3 separate regions of the Homo sapiens genome follow, and regions 1 and 2 are each linked to region 3. A link is a loop called in an ENCODE intact Hi-C map of the cell type or tissue named here. Cell type or tissue: mammary epithelial cell. All regions are shown on one strand.

The links. A loop is a pair of places that touch in the nucleus more often than their neighbours do. Peaks named below come from ENCODE experiments on the same cell type or tissue, not always from the same donor. Only the 100,000 strongest peaks of a DNase experiment are listed, where the experiment ranks them.
Region 1: a loop joins it to region 3, with 9 times the contacts of the local background. A loop is called at or near these places in 88 of 110 quality-filtered maps.
Region 2: it touches region 3 in a loop (24-fold over the local background); 77 of 110 quality-filtered maps call a loop at or near these places.

Annotation. Positions count from the first base shown.
Region 1 is chr2:189,091,453-189,096,452 of GRCh38, reverse strand. COL5A2 (collagen type V alpha 2 chain) reads left to right here. Exons shown (of 54, transcript NM_000393.5): 7 at 4,033-4,143. Among named protein-coding and RNA genes, the nearest start is that of MIR3129, 39 kb to the left of the region's middle. In mammary epithelial cell, a CTCF peak has its summit at 1,946 (motif pointing left); a DNase peak (open chromatin) is centred at 1,942.
Region 2 is chr2:188,522,004-188,527,003 of GRCh38, reverse strand. GULP1 (GULP PTB domain containing engulfment adaptor 1) reads right to left here. Exons shown (of 12, transcript NM_016315.4): 5 at 4,177-4,248. Among named protein-coding and RNA genes, the nearest start is that of MIR561, 230 kb to the right of the region's middle. In mammary epithelial cell, a CTCF peak has its summit at 2,309 (motif pointing left); no DNase peak of the experiment used is centred here.
Region 3 is chr2:189,410,677-189,415,676 of GRCh38, reverse strand. It overlaps a transcript of COL5A2 not described here. Among named protein-coding and RNA genes, the nearest start is that of WDR75, 28 kb to the left of the region's middle. In mammary epithelial cell, a CTCF peak has its summit at 3,117 (motif pointing right); no DNase peak of the experiment used is centred here; H3K27ac peaks cover 842 bases.

The sequences.
Region 1 (5,000 bases), 320 kb after region 3:
AGACGAGTTTTCACCGTGTTAGCCAGGATGTGATCCGCCCGCCTCGGCCTCCCTACAACGTTTTTTCTTATGTATCACTTCTAAAATCTAATGTCTTTCATATACTAAATAACTGTATTCATTTGTATATTGCTCCCATTATCCCATGTTTCAATTAGAAAATTTTGTTTGTACTGTTTAATTTTTTCTCTAATGTATCTATTAAAACTCTCAGTAGATTTTTATCCTTTTAAATATATATTTATCCATATTTAAATGGGAGGATTAGAAGATAAGCAAACAGCAGACAAGTTTGAATATATAAATGAGGATAAAATATATTTTAGATCATATGCCTAGGAACTCTTGCCACTAGTTTCATTCTTGTTACTACATTATCCTTCTACTCATTTCACCTCATATATAGTGTGATGTCAGTACTTTTTCTTAAACGGGGCTGCACTATGGATGTTACTTGCAGGCATGTAGGTGCAAAGCAGTGCCCCAAGAGATTGGCCATATCTTGGGGTGTGTCCAGATTATTATATGCCCCATTCTTCACTGTGGTTGTATTGAGTTTTCTCACTAGTGTTGGTAGCTTAAACACTGCTGTAGGTCTCCAGATGTCTCTCCTAGATCTAGAAAGACAGAAATAGGTAGAAAATAACATCAGTTGGGTGGAGGATGGGTGGTCGTGACAGAAAAAAAAAAAAAGATTTTGCATTGGTGTATTTGTACACTGTAAGTAATTGATAACATTGGGTCCTAAGTCTAGGTAGAAGTTGTTGTAGGACCAGACTTCCAGAGTTCCTGGTTAAGATCCAAAGAATCTACTCCCCAACCCTTCTCACTTATTTTCCCTATTTGACTTTGTGATGTGGTCAATTTCCTGTCTTGGTTAGGCCTGAGACAATCAATGTGAATTGGGTATAAGTGTGTGCGTGTTGTGTGTGTGTGTTTGTGTGTGTGTGTATGAAAGAGCGAGAGAGAGAGAGGGAGAAAGGGGGGTAGATTTTTAGGAGGAATCAAGTGAGACAACCCTGGCAGATATCCAAGTAGGAAATCTGTTCCTCTCTTAATCCTAGCAAAGAACTGGTGTGATGGTAAGTGTTTAACAAATCTTTTAATGCCTGCCTACACCGATTTCAAGATATGAAATGATGTATAGCTTTGCATGAAATGATGTATATGAAATGATGGGCATGATGTAACAGAATGCCCATAGGTAGAATGTTTTGCCTCATGTCTCAAGCCTTCTGGGAGCTGCTTAGCTGGACTAAAATTATGGCTGTCACAATATCATAAATAGCATTCCCCCACCCCCACCATTATATTACCATCAAACAGTACGGAAGGCTCACAATGTACAGCATGGTTTCTCACTGTTAACACTATTGATATGTTAGGCCAAATAATTCCATATGCATTGTAGGAAGTTTTGCGGCATTCCTGGTATCTACCCACTAGATGCCAGTTGAAACTGCCATCCCCCATACAATTGTGACAGTTAAAAATGTTTCTTGACATTGCCAAATCCAGGCAAAATAGCTCTGGACTGAGAACTAGTATGTCAGTAGTTCAGTATGAGATACTCCTACAAGACCTTCAGGATTAGCCAATGATTTTCATGACTGTCTCTCATCACACGTCCTCAGTTTTAAGTGTATTGTTCAGATAACTTCATAGTGACAAGCTAGCAAACTGTCAGGAGATGGACCGTCAATGATGTGCTAAGTTCTAGTTGCACATGACACTTAACCACTATTGGTATGTTTCTTGATCTGTAAAATGGGAAATATACTAGATCTTAACATCTATAACATTTATGTGTGTGTGTGTGTGTGTGTGTGTGTGTGTGTGTGTGTGTGTGTGTGTGTGTGTGTGTCAGAGAGAAAGAGAGAGAGAGAGAAACGAGAGAAATGAAGTTCTTTAACAGTTCCCGGTCATTCGTCTTTTCTACTTGTGGATGTTTAAACATCGCCACCTAGTGGCAACCTCAAAGTACTTTTTTATTGTAGATTACTGCGGAGGTATTTGAGTATCTTGGAAATGGAAGGGAATGATAATAAATGTAACATTTACCTTAATATAAGAATTATGTAATTCAGCTCACTTGGAGATATAAAAATAGATACTTTTAATGAGCTCCCAAATTCTAATTTGCTTTTGATATTTACCGGTAAACATTCTTGTGTTCACTTAATTTTAGATAATTTTTATAGACGTTTTTATTAATTTTAATCTTAATCTGTGCAACAGTAAATTTCATAAGCTATTTAGAGGGCATTCCGTGGAGACATATAATGAATCTGAAGTCAATGAAAACAATCTTAGGATCAGACTTTGAAATACGAAGTGTTAATTACAGAAGAATGGAGAAAGTCACAATCTCTTTGGAGGACTAATGAATATTTCTCAAACTTATCTCCACTCCTGTTGACAATAAATATAGTTTTGTGTATGTCTCTTTGGAACTCTCATTGGGAGCAGAGATTATGCATTAGTTCACTTTTTGTATGTAATAATATCTGGTTATTAATTAGCAACTGAGCATTGCAAGAACAGAATCAGAGTTTTCTACACAAGGCTGTATGAATAAACCAGACTATTATTTTGTCTGTGCTGTCATATACATATCCAGTTCATGTTACTCTCATTCATATGATCCAGGAGTCCTAGAGAACAATTGAAATCAGCCTCTGTTGTGTATAATGAAGTGTGAAGTAAATTGTTAGTAGTTTAGGAGTCAGAAAAGTTTTGATTTTTAAAAACTGAGAATAATTTTCTAAGATATCATTTTTAAATATAAGTTTTTCAGGCTAAGTATTCTACTTCTATTTAATAGATAAATTTGCTTGTTTGTCCCACTACTGCAAGAAGTAAATATGTCTATATAAATGTTTAAATATATTAAAATAATTAAATTTCTGAATAGCTATGATGCCACCCTCCCCAAAACCATCATATACAAACTGCCACCTCCACCACCTGAGCTTGTCCTGTGTTTGCTCCCTCTGCACTATCAGCTCCTATTTGAATTGCTTACTGTGGTCCCATAGGTATTCTCATGTTTAAGCATGGGAGTTCTTTTTTTAACTATTAAACTTCATTTACCATATTTCCCTTGATCCCTGCTTATAATTATAAAAAGCATATTGCCTGATGACTTTTTGGTCCTTTCTTTTTGAAGCCTTTCAAGATTCTTTAGGGTTAAGGAGCCAGAAAATACTTAACTAGCCTTGTGGGAATGATGAGGTTAGAGGACGGAGCATTTCCAGAACTGAGGACGTGGCTGTTCCCCAAGCTGCCTTCAGAATGTGGGTTAGGAGAAGGGTGGAATTTGGCAGCTAGAAATCATTGCTCACTTCTCTGAGAACTTAGACTTGGCTGGGTCACAGTGCCTTTGCCTCTAATTTCTCAATGGTCTAGTCTTCCTCTGGGGGTGGGAAGTAAAATAAAGTGTGCCAGGCTTTAAAGTATTAAAGAGGACTGAAAGGTAACAATATAATATGCATGTATTGAGTGTCTAGTATGTACCAGGAACTATGCAAAGCATTAAACAATTAGACAGAAAATCTCTACAAACTCCAATCAAGGGATTCTTGAATTTTGGGGGGAAGGGAGAAGTTAAGCAGACGTATACATAGTTAACTGTAATCCAATGACAATCCACTGTAATTTCAGTGACAGACAAGTGAATTTATAATTGTTGATCAAATACCCTTGCACGGCAAAAACTCAATCAAATAAGGAAGTTCACTTTAGAATACTGTTGAACTGAAAATTTTAAAAATAATTATTCTAAGAATGCTGATTTCTGGGTATTTAACACACCACATAAAATTCTTACCCAGACCACATCCGAATGGTAGAAGTTCAGACCTATGCTGAAATCAGTAGTGACATGGCTGATGAAATTACTCTAAGTGGCTAGATTGCCATGTATTTTTAAAATAATAAACACTCCCTTGCCATTAAGAAGTCTGTGCCTTTAGCTTTCTACTAAGTGTATATTTGGCAGTGGGTTCTAATTTTAACTGGCTTGTTTTCCAGGGCCCTCGTGGACCTCAGGGAATTGATGGAGAACCAGGTGTTCCTGGTCAACCTGGTGCTCCAGGACCTCCTGGACATCCGTCCCACCCAGGACCCGATGGCTTGAGCAGGGTGAGTTGTGTGCATTGTTTGATGTCACGTACAGGTCATGTTTTAAATTATTGATATATTGTTAGGATTTTAAATTGTGTCTGTTCAGATATTGACACTTGACTGTAAGAGCAGTTAAATAAGGTCAACACTGCTATGGACAGTAGAACTAATAAACCCACAGGGAATTGTTGGAAAAATTGGAAGAAGTATTTTCTAAAGTACTGCTTCAAATTGTTTGTATTTCTCAATGTCAGCTCTAGACTCTATGTGCTTTGTTTTTTCTATTGATTCTAAAGAACCACTGCTTTCCCCCTCTTTAAATGAAATGAGAGATTTATCTGTCCTATTCTCTAGGCTCAGAATGCCAAAAAAATCTGCTCCGTATCCTCCACAAGAGAGGATGACACATCCATGATGAGGGATATGAGAAGGCCATTGAGTTGACACTAAAAATGACACCTAATTATTTCTTCAATTTTAGTTTTTTTACTTGAAGTAAAGTCAAACAAAAAGCCTTTCAATACCGACTTCTTTGAATTGTTAATGTCAGACATAGGGGATTTATAAGTACAGGCAAACCATGGAGATATTGTGGGTTCAGTTCCAAACCACCTCAATAAAGTGAAATACTGCAGTAAAGTGAGTTATGTGAATTTTTTTTTGTTTCCCAGTGCATATAAACTTATGTTTTTCCACAATATAGTCTGTTATAAAGTGTGTAATAGCATTATGTCTAAAAAACAAGGTATATTTCTTTATTAAAAATACCTTATTGTTAAAAATTGCTAATAATCATCTGACCTTTCAGCAAGCCATAATCTTTTTGCTGATAGGGTGTTTTGCTTTGATGCTGATAGTTGCTGACTAATAAGGGT
Region 2 (5,000 bases), 890 kb after region 3:
TCTCTAATCTAGGTTTTCTGAAACTTTTCTCTCTTCTTCATAACAGGATGAATTAATTGTGCTCAAAACAGCTTCAGGTTCATGCAATCTAAGCTTCTTATTTCAAAGATAAGAACAGTAAGTCCCAGATAAGCTATGTACCATGGTCATAAAGTGGGTTTTTAGGAATTAGGCCTAGTAATTAGTTTTGCAGATATTCACCAAATAATTTTTTCTTTTATACAATATATTTTCTGCATTTAGAAAAGAAAATTCCCAGTTCTACCTTCATGCATATCAAGGTTTACACTGGTTATTGGCCTTGATTTTTGAACATATGTTACACAACTCTCATGCCTAAGGTTATATTCATTCAATCTATATTTTATTCAGTTTAATATTCTCCTTCCTGCCTTTCTTTTTTTTCCTAAAACTTAAGCTAACTGTATTCTATAGTTTGCATGCTCCCCTCTAAGTCCCTTTTCCTACTTACAGACCTCTTGCCTTCCTAATATTTCTAATTAATCTTAGGAAGATATGTTGATCAATCTACATAACATTATATTCTATTTTCTCCCTATTTACTACTTTAATGTTAATGCTTGAAGAGTCTTTTTTTGTAAATTTCTTTCAATTTTTGCTTCAGTGGATTTATTTCTTGGTAGATCTAGATGGATACAGTGATCTGCCATTAAACCCTGAATATAATAATCCAATAAAAAGTATTCAAAGGAAGTGATGCATAAGCATTTTGGAGAATGACTGGATGCAACAAACAAATATAACCAAGCCTTTGTCATCATAAAATGATGGGGAAGGATGGAGTAGTACTTGAAATAAAGTATTTGGTTAAATATATACTACTGATAAATAGAACTGTTAAAGAAAATTTAAAGGGAGCACAACTGAGTTTCAATCTTATTATATAATTTCTATCCATTTCTCAGAGGACTTTTTAAAAAGTGAAATTAAGTAAACTACTAATGGAATATAGAGTGTTAGGCAATAAAATTAATTTACTACTTCGGGCCTATTATTTGAAGCTATTCTTCTCTGGGGTTCTCATGTTTATATTTTTAATTTAAAGTATTTCTAATAATCCTGCGGGAAATGAGCGATGTTTATATATAATTAAATTAAGCTCTAAATGTTTTATTAATTAGGTAACTGATTGTGAAGACAAAATAGTGTTATACAACACAGAAAGAGTGAGTTCAAATGGAAAATCTACTAGGCTGAGACTTCACAAGACTTGACAGCAATTCCCAACGGCTACATTTTCTTGCAGTAATTTCGTGTAACTTTAATTTAGTTGTACTGCAGTGAGGGGATCTTCAGTCTAAAACTGGGTTCCAGGAATGCTGCCCACTGGGTATCTCCCAGGGAAATTGATAAGCTTTTAATCTATATATCAATACTTACTTACATGTAAACATCACAAATTGTGTATGAAATACATTCAGCCCCCAACATCTGTACTAGTTGTATTAATAAAATATATATAAATCACTATTAAAAATAAAATTCGTTCCAATAACAATGCTATTCAATACATAGAAGTTGAAAGGGTTTAAAATTACTACATTTTAGAAAATTTGTTTTATTTGTTGTTGTTTTTGTTTTTTTGTTTTTTGAGATGAAGTTTCCCTCTTGTTGCCCAGGCTGGAGTGCAATGGCGCGATCGCGGCTCACTGCAACCCCTGCTTCCCAGGTTCAAGTGATTCTCCTGCCTCAGCCTCCCAAGTAGCTGGGATTACAGGTGTGTGCCACCAAGCCCAGCTAAAACATGATTAAGAAATAGAAACTGCTGAACATGATTAGGAAATAAAGAACATGTTTTGATAAATATAGTATCTGAACCTTAAAAGGTTAATACTTATAAAAATAATTATATTTATAAAGGAAAAATTTATAAACTGTAAATTCTCTAAAAAATGATAGAAAGAGTGTAAAAAAGTCAGTTTTAAATTTTTTTGAAAACTAAGCAGGCATCATTAAACACAGAAGCATGAAAAATTCATTGTTGAGAATTCTTTAATTTTTCCATCAGCTTTTATTCTTAAATTTTAAATTCTTTTTTAATATCAGAAGCCATTACATTAATATTGCTGAAAAAGGAGTAAATATAAATAAAATGTTACCTTACATGGCAAATAAATTCACATACTGAATTATATAGATTTTTTTAAAAGTAGTCAGAATTCATATGTTAAAGAAAAATAAGCAGGAAATTAAAATGGAGATGTGTAAGTATGATCAAAGAGCAAGGTTCTTTTTTCTCTTTTTTTTTAGTAGAGCCACACCACCACCTACTGGCCATTGCGAGCCAGTAGCGCCAGGCTTGACATTTAAAAAATATTCTTAGTATACTTTGAATTGTAGCTTCTGACCCTTGACACACAAAAAAAGCAAAAAAAAAATATATATATATAAAAATAGATAAAAAGCATTGTTTTATTCATTATCATTAGTGTATGAATCATTACCCTTAGATATACTTTCCTGATATACAAAATGTTTGCAATCAGCACAGTAAAATTGCTTATTAAATACACTCCCTTTTGGAAGACATTTGAGAAAAAACAGCTACTATAAAATAAGTGTGCATTTTTAAACTATACTACCTAATTTTTTACCTTATTGTAGGTCACATTCTTTTATTAACAGAGTACATTTCTAAACATGAAACTCCATAGAAATACATACAAAATCCTGCAAAATATATGTAAACTCGTCATTGTTTAGAAAGCATTTGATTTCAAATATATCTTTACATTTGATCTATTCATTATTCAATTGAATTTTTTTTGGTTTTTGATTTGGGTTGACTGAATAAACAACCTCCTAGGCATAAAGAAATACTATGTGTAAATAACATTGTTCTTTCATAAAACATTCTGATTGTAGTGAAGTTGGATTCATGCCCAGAATCCTCAACATTTTAAAAGCATTTAAATAGAATCCTATTCTAATGTGTCCATAAACTGTGAGCCCTTTTAAATCCTCTTTTGGAATGATTAAAACTAGTGGCCAATAAAAGGCAAATCTGAATTATTACCTAATGAATGGTGGAAATAAATAGTTGGCTAATCCACTTTTTTCCCAAATGGGAGTGATATTATCTTCGGAGATTTTAGCATATTTACTTAAAACGATTAGTAAAATATTCTCATATAAAATAAGATGGATAAAATATTATTGACCTTTATTTCTTTACCCAGAATAGAAGTCATGCCAATTCAATTATTTCTCAATTTAAACACAGAGTGGATTCCACCAGATATGATATTCTCAAAGCAAAGTAATACCATTTAATGTCTCTGACTTTGCCTGGCACACTCAGAGGTCTAACCCTCCTTTAGAATAACCGGATGGTCCCTAAACCAAATAAAGTTAGAGAAGGGTTGTTTCTCCAAAAATACGAGAGCAACTATAGAGAATAACATTTAACTGTGTAAAAAAAAAAAGTAGTGATAATGTGTATTTTCTTATATGATAAAGCTGAGAATTCTGTTGAAGGAGTTTTGTAAATTTCAAAAGCTCAGTGACAACAATGTCCTTCGAGATGCGGAACAATTAGAAAAACATGGTGTGTAGCATCTTATGTAAGATTTTCTCAGGAAACTTGTTGACTAGGATATGTGGGGTTGCTTATTAAATGTCCTTCTCTCCTCTCTTAGTCTCACCAGTTTCCCCATGGCTACTTACGGACATTGCCAGATCCTGTTGGACCTGTAGATTAGGAAATCTTTAACATACAGTGTCACTGCAAAATTCTGGCTGGAATCAACTCTGACTCCACATTTTTAACTGGTGGATATTATATCTTAGCTTTTAAAGACAGTTGTTATGCCATTACTAGCTTTTGATTTGGGACATAGGTTCACATTATCCAAGCAAAGTAAAGGCAAGCTACAAAACAAATATTCAAGACACACTGCCATAAAATATTATTTTTAATATGACACATTATACCTTAGAAAAATGTGAACAGTATGCCATATTTTAAACACAATTTTGTGTACATGTTTGTTATTAAAAATGTTTCCTTGATATGATTACATTTGTTCAATAGTTCATTTTTAATAGGGTGAAGCTATACCTGCAGCAAAGCTGTTCATGCTTTGATCTCCATCAATCTGCTGAAAACATGACAGAGTCAATACACTTGTAATTTATTTGAAGGCCTTTCCCTACCTTTAGTTTCCTTACAGCATCTCTCACAACTTCTGTTCCTTTTGGCTGTTCCACTTCTGTACTGCCAAGAAACTGAAAATGGTCATTTGTGAGACACAGGCTTTTACCATATCATATATCATTGCATCATGTTGAAATATAAGATTGCATAATAGAATGGTTTAATAGTAATGCAAACTCATATGTTAATTAAATAGAATTATTATTTTATATTATTTTTATATTATATGAAAATGTAACTAAACTTTATCATTTATACTTCCTGTTAATCAAAGATTATTTTTAAAAACATACTTGTTTTCTAAATATTTTACTTGTAGATTTTTACTGGAAAGAAAACTAAAGTTATTTTATTAGGCCCAAGGGAATAATGTTGATCTCAACAGTTAAAATTTAGTAAACTTATTAGTAATTAAAAATTATTTTTCATTCAAAGCATGTAATTGTATTTTGTTACTATATTTAACATCAATAGTAAATTTCAAAGTTTACAATTTCTTTTTTTTCTCACGTCTCTCCCCACTTGCCTCTGCCTGCTGATGCCAAAGATTTCGCCATTAGCTTTTTTTTTCAAGTAAACATTTTTCTTTGTTTTCCACTTATGAGACTCATCTAACATGTAGAATTTAAAATACAAGCTTCTTTTAATAGCCAAGATATACAACTAAGTAAAGCTATAGTTAAAGAAATAAAACATACATGATCTACAATTGTACTGTTTTTTGGTTTTGTTTTAGTTTGGTTTTGTTTTTGAGACGGAGTCTCACTCTTTCGCCCAGGCCAGAGTGCAGTGGCGCTATCTCGGCTCACTGCAAGCTCTGCCT
Region 3 (5,000 bases):
AAAAAAGAAAAATGTATATATATTCCATTCCATCAAGAAGATATTTTATGGACATGTTATGATTCAACAACATAGCTTCAAACTACTTAAAACAGGACCAATAGAAATTAAAGGTGAAGTTGACAATTACAAATCCACTGACCAAGTAGAAAAATGTAGAGAGGCAGAATTCTTCAATAACACAATTAACTAGATTGATCTAATTTACATACACATTCAATAGACAACATACTTTTTTCCCGAAATGCACATGGAATATTAAAAAAAAGACCATCGTTTAGACCATAAAGGATAATAGCATACATCCTGCAGGCCATATTTACTGACCACGGTTCAAGAAAATTCAAAATTATAAATAATTGTCTAAAGAATATTGAGGAAAGCAAAATTAAATTATCTATTTGAAAATTTAAAAAAATTTACCCTAAATAACTGAAGTTAAAATGTCATCATAATAGAACATATCACTATTAGAAATAAATGATGGGAGTGCTAACTTACCATAACTGCAAAGAAAGCAATATTCAGAGGAAAGTTTATATCTTTCAGTGGCATTTATTAGAGCACAAAGACGATGGAAAATAATTAAGTTTTTAACTTAAGAGACTAGAAAGAAAGTAATAAGATAAACCCAGTCCAGAGTTCTTTCCACTATAGTTCACTAATGCTTCTTATTAATAGAAGTTTGGAATATCATTCCTTTGTTTTTGTTCACACCTATTATTTAATTCTAATATTTGGATATTTGCTTTTCTGTCATATGGAGGAAGCGCTGCCTATGAATTTTATGTATCCACAAAATATAAGAATTAAAGAAAAGACGTTAATATCTAATGCTGTTGTGTCCTTTGCCTAAGGAAAAGTCATTGAGGAGTAGAAGACTCTAGAACGGAAACATTCTTTTTTTTTTTTTTTTTTTTTTTGAGACAGAGTCTTACTCTGTCACCCAGGCTGGAGTGGGGTGGTGCGATCTCGGCTCACTGCAATGCAACCTCTGTCTCCCGGGCTCAAGCCATTCTCAGGCCTCAGCCTTCGAGTAGTTGGGATTATAGGCGCATGCCACCGCACTTGGCTAATTTTTGTATTTTTAGTAGAGACGGGGGTTTTGCCGTGTTGGCCAGGCTGGTCTTGAACTCCTGACCTAAAGTGATCCTCGGCCTCCCAAAGTGCTAGGATTACCAGCGAGAACCACTGCGCCCAGCTTAGAAGGGAAACATTCTTAGGGTCTTTAGGGTCCCAGAAAGCAGTTTGAAAGCTGTCCAAGAATAAAGGAAAGAGTATTGCTATTTTGAATATTAATGTAGAGAGCTGTTTTTGTAATAATGAGCAGGAACCATCTGTGCATATTATGTTACAATTAGGAAAATGTTTATATTTACAATATGAATTTTTACAGTATTTCTTTGATAATTACTATTTTTCCTCAAGAGGGTTGTATGTAAATTTCCCCTTTGATTTTACACTTGCGAAGACTGAAGAGCTGTTATTTGAACTTTATTCCAGAGATTCCTTATTCCTCATGGTGCTCTGTAACTTCATTTTTGAAAATAAATCAATATAGCATCCAATAAAATATGACACACAAGGCCGGGCACAGTGGCTCACGCCCGTAGTCCCAGCAGTTTGGGTGGTGGAGGTGGCCGGATCACCTGAGGTTAGGAGTTCCAGACCAGCCTGGCCAACATGGTGAAACCCCGTCTCTACTAAAAATACACAAATTAGCCGGGCGCAGTGGCGGGCGCCTGTAATCCCAGCTGCTTGGGAGGCTGAGGCAGGAGAATCTCTTGAACCCGGGATGCGGAGGTTGCAGTGAGCTGAGATTGTGCCACTGCACTCCAGCCTGGGTGACAGAGCGAGACTGAGTCTCAAAAAAAAAAAAAAAAAAAAAAAAAATGACGCCAAGGAAGCTGTTTTTCTTTTGTGAATCTTTCATCAATCATTTTAAGTGAATGGATTCAATGCTGGGATTGTTACTTTTACCTGGACATCTGAGTCCTACTTCATGCCTGTCCCGGCCGCTAATTCCTTTTTACTGAACCCGGCCCCTCCCTAACACAAATTACATTGTACTTCGCTGTGAAAGGTTCTAATGAGCGTAAATTTCTTTTGTTTTCCTTGTTAAAATTCTTCTTCTTCCCTGCAATGCACACCTTATCTTCTCAGAACAGAAGACCTCAGTGGACTATTAGGAAGGTCTCACATCTCCTTGGGCCCAGTCGTCATCCTTTTTAATACTTATTTAATTTTTTTTCCCTGGAGATTTGGCAGTGATTTACTGGTTGACTTTGATTTCAGGGCTCTTGTAACCATAAATTACTTACTTGGGATGAGTGATTAGAGGATCCTAACTGCTGGAGTATTCTCTGTTTGGGAAATAAGTTATTTTTACATACATTCATAGATGTTCATGTGGCAGAGGAATTATATCTACAATGGGAAAAAATTTGTATGTTGAATCAATAGCTTCCCTGATCTATAGGCTAAAATCCAGGCTTCTTGGTCTGGCAATAAAGGCTTGTCATAAATTGACCCGACCTATCTTTCTAATCTATTTTCTTTGTTTTGACTTCATAAACTTCACTATAGAAATTATTCTGTGAATATTCATTAAAGATTCTACATCTGGACCTTTACTTAATGTTACCTCTACCTAAAATGCTCTCTTGCTTTCATACTATCTATCTAACTCTCTTCTAACAGCCATACAACTTTTCCATTCTCTTCCACGAACATTCTCAGGCACCTTTCTACTTTCCACTCAGAGAACTTGGAAGTTTTCTTTACGACTCACTGCCATCCAATTATATGATAATTCTTGAGTCGCTGCGTATTAGTCCTTGATTTTTCTATGTTTTGATGTTAAGAGATGTGTGCTCTTTGAACACAAGACAATGTATTGTTTTTCTAGGTAACATAATACAATGCTTCCTACATTGTTGGCTCCTGTTTACTATCAATTGATTGGCAATTCATTGGTATGTAAATGACATTGCAGAAGATCTTGTATTCTTCAAGTTTTTAATGGTATTTTCATACTAGAGATCTGAGCTGATGTTGATGGCTTCAGAACCAAGTGTGAAATTATTTAGAAACTGAAGCCACAACTGCAAAAATACAGACAGACCACATGGTGGCAGCAAAGGAGCATCATTATTTTTGCAGGTTTGCATTATGCTTGCCTAACCAGAGATTATAATTATTCTGTTAGTGAATCAAAAAATATTGTAAATGTCTAATAAATAAACTTAGTGGAATGTTATAGAATGAGTATTTCTTAATATAAATAAATGCAAAAAGATCTTTGGATTTTTAGTGGTCTTTATGTACAAAAGTATTTCTTGCATCTTAAATTCTAGAACTTCTCCATATTGTTTCTCAATTATATTCCTCTTTCTCACTGTCTTTTCCCTCTCTACTATAAACATTTCACGAACGTTAGGATGATGTTTTGTGACATTTGGATTTTGGGACTGCGGCTCACAGGATATTGTGCTTGTAGAATGTGGACCTATACAAATTCCAGCTGGTGATAGTACACGTTGTTCTTTTGCAGACAGGCCTCTTCTTAGGCATGATGCCTAAGTTTAATTTCCATGTGTAAAGTCATACTTAAAGTATGTAAACTGAAACAGATGTTAGTACTCTGAGAAGGCATTTGGTGCATGAAGAAACAGTTCCCTAGCTTCTTTTTCCACTCCCACTATTTTGGAAGCCCCTTTCCATAGAAAAGGGCCTCTGGAGAATCGTCTAGTGTCTTTGACCCCATTAGTATGTAGCAATTCATTCCTGGGAAACTGTTGCTTGAAGTAAATGTTAGCTAGTACTTGAAACTCTTTTCTTAAAAACAATATGATTTTCTTTCCTATAAATGCCAAGTTTTGTTTAACTGTTTTTTAATTAGAAAGCTGTTCACCCTAATCATGTGCTTTTTAAAAAAAATCAAACAAGATCTTATTGATATTATCATTTGAGTAATAACTCAGAACTTCTATTTTCCCAAAGACTTGCAGTAATAGTCAGATGTTGATTCAACACCTATATAACTTCTTACTGCTATAGTTCCAAATATTAAAATGCTATATTGATATGTGAAATACTTTGAAAGTCTACCGACATCTGAATTGTGCTGGTGATAGTTCATAGATTTCCAACCATGTGATAATTTGTGCTTCTGATAATTTTCCAAAAAAAAGTAGGTGGAGTTATTAGAATGAACACCTAACTACTTTCTTTTCCTTCTTGCTCTGCCCTTCCCTTTCTCTTTTAAAAGATATTTGTTGAGATTCTATCTCAGGTATTGTGCTAGAATAAAAAAAACGATTGAAGCAGGTCCTAGTCTTAAGGAACATTCGTTGTAACTTAGGTTTAAAGCACATAGACATCAAATCATAATTTATTATTATATTGGCAAAGAAAAAAATCTGTCAGCACAGAAGAGCCAATCTATATTTCTGAGAAAATAAAGAAGACTTTACAGAGAAGGTGATATTGGAGTTGGGCGTCAATATTATTAATATCATCATTTAAAGATGGAGGATAATTTATCTAGGCAGTAAAATGGAAGGTATTTTCCAGGTAGCAGAATGAAATGAGCACTAGTATGATGGGTTTGGGAAACATAAAAAAACACTGATACGGTTTTCTTAGAGACACATGGAGGGAGTAATTCGGTGCTGAGACTAGAAAGAAAGGATGAGGCCAGATTTAGTCATGCTTAAACAGTTGGAAATATAAATGCAAAATTTTCTTTAATTTAAAGTTAATAATTATAATTTTAAAGTACTTTGACATATTACTTCAAGAGGATAATATGTGACCATTTGTACTGTAAAAATTTAGTTATTCTTAATGTTACTGAGTTACCTTCTAATTGCATTCATAAAATACATCAATTCACTAAAAATTTAGGCAATTGCATATATATTCACATAATTTTTGTTTTGTTATGTAAACATAAACAAGCCTTGAGTTTGTCTTTATATCAAATCACTAAAGTCCAT